Regions from separate parts of the Homo sapiens genome. Here region 1 is linked to region 2. A link is an interaction called in ENCODE POLR2A ChIA-PET data of the cell type or tissue named here. Cell type or tissue: Panc1. All regions are shown on one strand. Links, peaks and the distances in the headings refer to the core of each region. The heading gives the core; the rest is flanking DNA. Region 1 overlaps ZBTB20 (zinc finger and BTB domain containing 20). Region 2 has its middle 48 kb from the start of QTRT2.

Evidence for each region. ChIA-PET counts read pairs that join two places held together with the same protein. Peaks named below come from ENCODE experiments on the same cell type or tissue, not always from the same donor. Only the 100,000 strongest peaks of a DNase experiment are listed, where the experiment ranks them.
Region 1: POLR2A ChIA-PET joins it to region 2 with 15 read pairs; 3 of 35 experiments call an interaction of 5 or more read pairs at or near these places.

The regions. Positions count from the first base shown.
Region 1 is chr3:114,445,585-114,448,506 of GRCh38, forward strand. The region is part of intron 7 of ZBTB20 (zinc finger and BTB domain containing 20); the gene reads right to left. Among named protein-coding and RNA genes, the nearest start is that of ZBTB20-AS5, 6.5 kb to the right of the region's middle. In Panc1, for the core only: no CTCF peak of the experiment used is centred there; no DNase peak of the experiment used is centred there.
Region 2 is chr3:114,102,788-114,105,709 of GRCh38, forward strand. It overlaps the pseudogene H2BP3. Among named protein-coding and RNA genes, the nearest start is that of QTRT2, 48 kb to the left of the region's middle. In Panc1, for the core only: no CTCF peak of the experiment used is centred there; DNase peaks (open chromatin) are centred at 1,844 and 2,025.

The sequences.
Region 1 (2,922 bases), core at 242-2,741, 340 kb after region 2:
AGATGGACAATTTTATTTTATCTGATCGATAAATATATATCCAGTTAAGTGCCTCTGAAAAATTGGTAAGAAAATTATTTATTAGAGCAAAATCTTAAGTCTAGAGAGATTTTTGTAAACTTGGACAGCAGCATTCACTGACCTTGAATCCACAGGTTCAAAATTTATTAGTGTCAAGTTAGTCTTTTAAAGCAATCCATTAAAGCAATAAGTATAAAATATATATGGTTTACATTTATGTATGTGTTGAATTTAATAAATTAGTCAGGAGTCAAGGTATTTTTAAAGAAATATTAAATCTGTTCTATATTGATCAATTAACTGACTTTCTAACTTAAAATATTCTTTTGCTGTAGTTAAAACCTTTTTTTCTTTTTAAAACAAACAGAGTACATAAACTGTAAGGTGGCAATGTAGTTCACTGCGACAATCTATATATTCCTTAACGTTTGTTCTTTTTATGGTCATGGTATGTAGAAACAAATAAATGTATAATAGTTTAAGTCCAGGAGTTTTTGCCTGACTAAATTCTAAACACATAGCTTAAATAAAGGGTTGAAAGCCTGGCATCTCATCATTACTGTTTATATGTTATAAGGTTTGCAGGGCCACCTTATAAAATATATAGTTGTTTATTTTCATGTTCAATAAATAAGTAGTGTGGGGTTTCAGACTGAGAATGGATTACAGATTGTTCTCTCCTGGTTATTTTTGGCTTTAAGTATATTGATCATTTTATCATTTTCTTGTTTTAAACTACTTTAAACACAGCACAAATGTTATTCTCATCATGCCAGAAATGGGTTTGGAATTGATTCTGAGTTTCCATCAATTTTACTCTTTGCTCTTTGTGAGAAGTTTTGCACTGCTTAAATTCGAAAGGATAGTTTTGTTTAAAAGATGTCACAGTACAACATTTAGAGAACCTTAGCTGCCCAGAAAAACTCAGATTTTCTGCTTTACAAAAGAATAAAAATCATCGAATTTATTACCCTGGACTTTATTGAAATCAGTGAAGAATATTCATACAAATACAGTTTCACGAACTTCCTCTCTCTCTTTCTTCATGTAAGTGTTTGACAAAAGCATGTATCTTCTGAGAAGCCGGCCTGATTGGTCCAGGTTGGCACTGTTTCAGTGTTTGGCCTACGGCGGCTGCTTAGGAATAATTTCATCTCATCCTCTCTATTTTCCTGGACTGTATCAAACTCAGACACGTGGTATGCAAAGGAAATCCAAGTCTTTTAAAAATGCTATTTCTTTTGGTACTAAAGCCAAGACCAGTTCTACTTTGGCCAAATGATCTTATCAAGATTTAACAAGAGATATTCAGTAATATCTCCAATCTGTGAGAAGACATTCCACTAAGGAAGATAATTTATTACATACAGTGTACATATATTTCTCCACTTGGTACCAGGAAGAGACATGATCAAACTTATTCTATTGGTACTGAAAACAATGTAACACTGACAAAAATTCTGTGGCAATTATTCATTTCAATTAATTTAAAAAGAAATAAACAAGTAGCTCTTCCCCCATTAAAACAGATACTGGAAATCTATTTTCAGTTATTGCTGAAAATATTTTGGCTTCCACAAAGGCACCTTACTAACACACTACTTTGCCCTCCACTGTGCTGTCACAATTCAGAACTTGTAACATTTTATTCAGGTACTCTAGACTAATTAGATGAAACAACTGCATTACAGTATTAAGATGCTTTTGTAGAATTAAATGAAAGGAGATCTGCACAGTTCAGATAGCTTGGAAGATTTGCAATGAATATCACCAAAATCCTGCATGTGCAATATATTTTTCTACATTTACAAATTAGCTAATGAATAAGTGTATTCCACAATAACTGCTAGGATTTAATTTCACACTTAAGAATATCAACAAACACAGAGAGAAATTTAGATAGGTAAACTCCATTTCCCTTCCCACCCCACCCTAGTGCTCCCCTGCACTGTTTGCATTTCAGAACAAATGCTTCATGTCTCTTGAAAAGCGCCAGGAAATCTCTTCTCTAGCTATGCAGGCCTCAATTTTATGTGTGTAGTATGACACACCTTAAAAGAGAGAGCCCCACAAACTAGAGTGGGACGTTAATTTAAATACAGACTTAAGGAGAAGAGCTCCATCTACTGAATCAGTTAGATCATAGTGTGTACCCTATAGTTATCCCATTCACTACTTTCAACCACTTAGAGGCTCTGGAGGGAACAGGAAAGTTATAGACCTGAGCAACCATGAAAAACAGCTTTGAGCCTAATGCCATTTGGGATATTTCTCGGATACCCTGAGCCCCTTTCCTTTGCCCCTCCAATTTCAAAGCTTTCCATGTTGCAATATAAAATAAAAATGGATGTTTTGCTATATGAACCATCCCTTGGAAGTAGAAAGTCATTGGTTGTTGAAGGAAATGTCTCAGACAGTTGAAGAGAAAGCTACAGAAAGAAAATCTCTAGCTGGCAGGTTGGGCAGCCTAGGTAAGAAGGGAAAAGAAGAGTAGCCTACTTACTCCTCCTGCCTTGCACCATTGCTGGGGAAGCCTGCAGCCACCCAGGATCAGCTCTTCTGGCCTCTCCCCGGCTGCACAGTATTGTTGTGGCATTGGGAATTTGCTGTGGCTTCGTAAGATTATGGGGATGTGCTTCAGCAAGCCAAAAAAGTCACAAACAAAATTCAAGAGGAAAAAAAAAAAGTATAAAAACAGCTGATCTTACTGGAGAAGCTCTTGGCATTTTCCTACATATGCCACAATTTTCTCTGGTATTTCCTGGTTCTGTGATCAGAAAAATTATCGTATCATATTTATTACTGTTGTTTTTTTCAGGGTTGCTGGTGGTGACGGGTGGTACAGTGAGGGCAAACAGATGGATCAAGGAGAAGCAAAGTAAAGATTACTTCTCCCACTTG
Region 2 (2,922 bases), core at 299-2,798:
TTGTAATCATAGTTATACACTTATGTGTGTGCATATTTATTTAATGTTTGTCTTTTTTTTTTTTTTAAGAGAAAAGGCATACAAATTTATTAATATACAGGGCTGGGGACCACAGAATGATTACCCCAACCCCTCAGTGGGTTACAGAAGATTATATATCCTTTCTCAGAGGCAAAAGAGGAGATGGGTAATGTAGACAATTCTTTGAGGAACAGTAAATGATTATTAGGGAGAAGGAATGGACCAGAGAGACAGAAATTAACTTGTAAATGATTCTCTTTGGAATCTGAATGAGACCAAGAGGCCAGCTTTATCTTGTGGAAGAGTCCATCCAGGTGTGGTTGCATTCTTCAGTCTCTGCAGTAGATAATGGGGTAACAGAAGGCCATTGTGCTTCTTTTGGTAAGAAGCTTTTTTTTGTCAGATCAGGAAATTCCAGAGAAAGTCCCGCCTTGGCAAGTTTACTTAGCGCTGGTATACTTGGTGATGGCCTTGGTGCCCTCGGACACGGCGTGCTTGGCCACCTCCTCGGGCAGCAGCAGGCGCTCGGCCGTCTGGATCTCCCTGGAGGTGATGGTCGAGCGCTTGTTGTAATGCGCCAGGCGGGAAGCCTCGCCCGCGACGTGCTCAAAGATGTCGTTGACGAAGGAGTTCATGATCCCCATGGCCTTAGAGGAGATGCCGGTGTCAGAGTGGACCTGCTTCAGCACCTTGTGCAAGTACACGGAGTAGCTCGCCTTGCGGCTGCGCTTGGTTTCTTGCCGTCCTTCTTCTGCGCCGTAGTCACCCACCTCTTGGAGCCCTAATTGGGATCAGGAGCGGACTTTGTTGGCTCTGGCATGTCGAGGGCGCACTACAGGTCGAGGTGAACTAACAGCAGCTCGAGAAAACGGGAATTAATTTAATGTTTGTCTTTACTACCAAACTGTAAGTTTCGTGAGATTAGGACCATATTTGCATCATTCATTATTATGTCTCTGGGACCCAGCACAATGCCTAGTACATATTAGGACTTCAATAAACAAATGCAAAGTAGCGCATGGGGCTGCAGCCACAGATCTCCTGGGCTCTGGGTCTGGGAGCAGGCAGTGGCATCTGACACTTCATATCCCTTAAAGAAGACAAAATGTATTCTATGACAGATAGGGAACCAGAGCCAGGGACTAGAGTGTGACTCCCTGACTTGTTAGAGGAGGTTGGGAAAAATGGCCTTGACTATCTTCCTAGGCAGAGGCGGGCAAACTATGCACCCCAGCCCAAATCCAGCCCTCTGCCTGTTTTGGTAAATAAAGTTTTATTGGAACACAGTTACATACTTTTTTTTTTTTTTTTTTTTTTTGAGACAGAGTTTCTTTCTGTTGCCCAGGCTAGAGTGCAATGGCATGATCTCGGCTCACTGCAACCTCTGCCTTCCCAGTTCAAGTGATTCTCGTGCCTCAGCCTCCCGAGTAGCTGGAATTACAGGTGTGTGCCACCACACCTGGATAATTTTCGTATTTTTAATGGAGACGGGGTTTCACAATGTTGGCTGGGCTGATCTCGAACTCCCAACTTCAGGTGATCCGCCCACCTCGGCCTTCCAAAGTGCTGAGATTACAGACATGAGCCTCTACATCTGGCCAGAACACAGCTACTTTCATTCTTTTACATATTGTCTATGGCTGCTTTTGCACTACAACAGCAGAGTTTTAGTACACGCATGCACTGCATAACAATGTTTCAGTCAATGACAGACTGCGTATATGGCAGTGGTCTCATAAGATTATAATGGAGCTGAAAAATTCCTATTGCCTAGTTATGTCATAGCTATCATAACATTCTAGTACAACACATTACTCATTACTCATGTGTTTGTGGTGATGCTAGTGTAAACAAACCTACTGCACTGCTAGTCATATAAAAGTATAGCACATGCAATATGAACAGTACATAATACTTGATAACGATTATAAATGACTATGTTACTGATTTATGTATTGACTGTACTATACTTTTTGTTATTTTAGAGTGTGCTAATTTGACTGATAAAAAAAGTGTTAACTGTAAAACAGCCTCAGGCAAGTCCTTCAGGAGGTATTTCAGAAGAAGGCACTGTTATCACATGAGATGACAGCTCCATGCATGTAATTGCCCCTGAAGACCTTCCAGTGGGACAAGCTGTGGAGGGGAAAGACAGTGATATGGATGATCCTGACCCTGTGTAGGCCAAGGCTAATGTATGTGTTTGTGTCTTAGTTTTTAACAAAAAAGATTTAACAAGTAATAACTAAACTAAAAAAAATTTAAATAGAAAAAAGCTTATAGAATAAGTATATAAAGAAAGAAAATATTTTTGTCCAGCTGTCCAATGTGTTAAAAAGTATCAGTAAGCTAAGGTTAACTTATCATTGAAGACATAAACATAAAAATGTTTTTGTAAATTTAGTGTAGCCTAAATGTGCAGTGTTTATAAAGTCCACAGCCTACAGTCTACAGTAGTATACAGTAGTGTCCTAGGCCTTCATATTCATTTATCATTCACTCATTGACTAACAGCAACTTCCAGTCCTGCAAACTCCATTCATAGTAAGTGCCCTAAACAGGTGTAGCATTTTAAAAGGTACAGTAAAAATATAGGATAAAAGGTTTTTAGGACACTAATATGATTTTTTTTTTTTTTTTTTTTTTTGAGACAGAGTCTCCCTCTGTCACCAGGCTGGAGTGCAGTGGCACGATCTTGGCTCACTGCAACCTCTGCCTCCTGGGTTCACGCCATTCTCCTGCCTCAGCCTCCCTAGTAGCTGGGACTACAGGCACGCACCACCATGCACATTTCACACTGATCTCTGCCCTCATCTTCTTGTGGCATTCTCTCTCTTCTCTCTTTCTCTGTCTCTGTGTGTGCATGTGTGTCTGTCTGCAAACTTCCCCTTTTTATAAGAA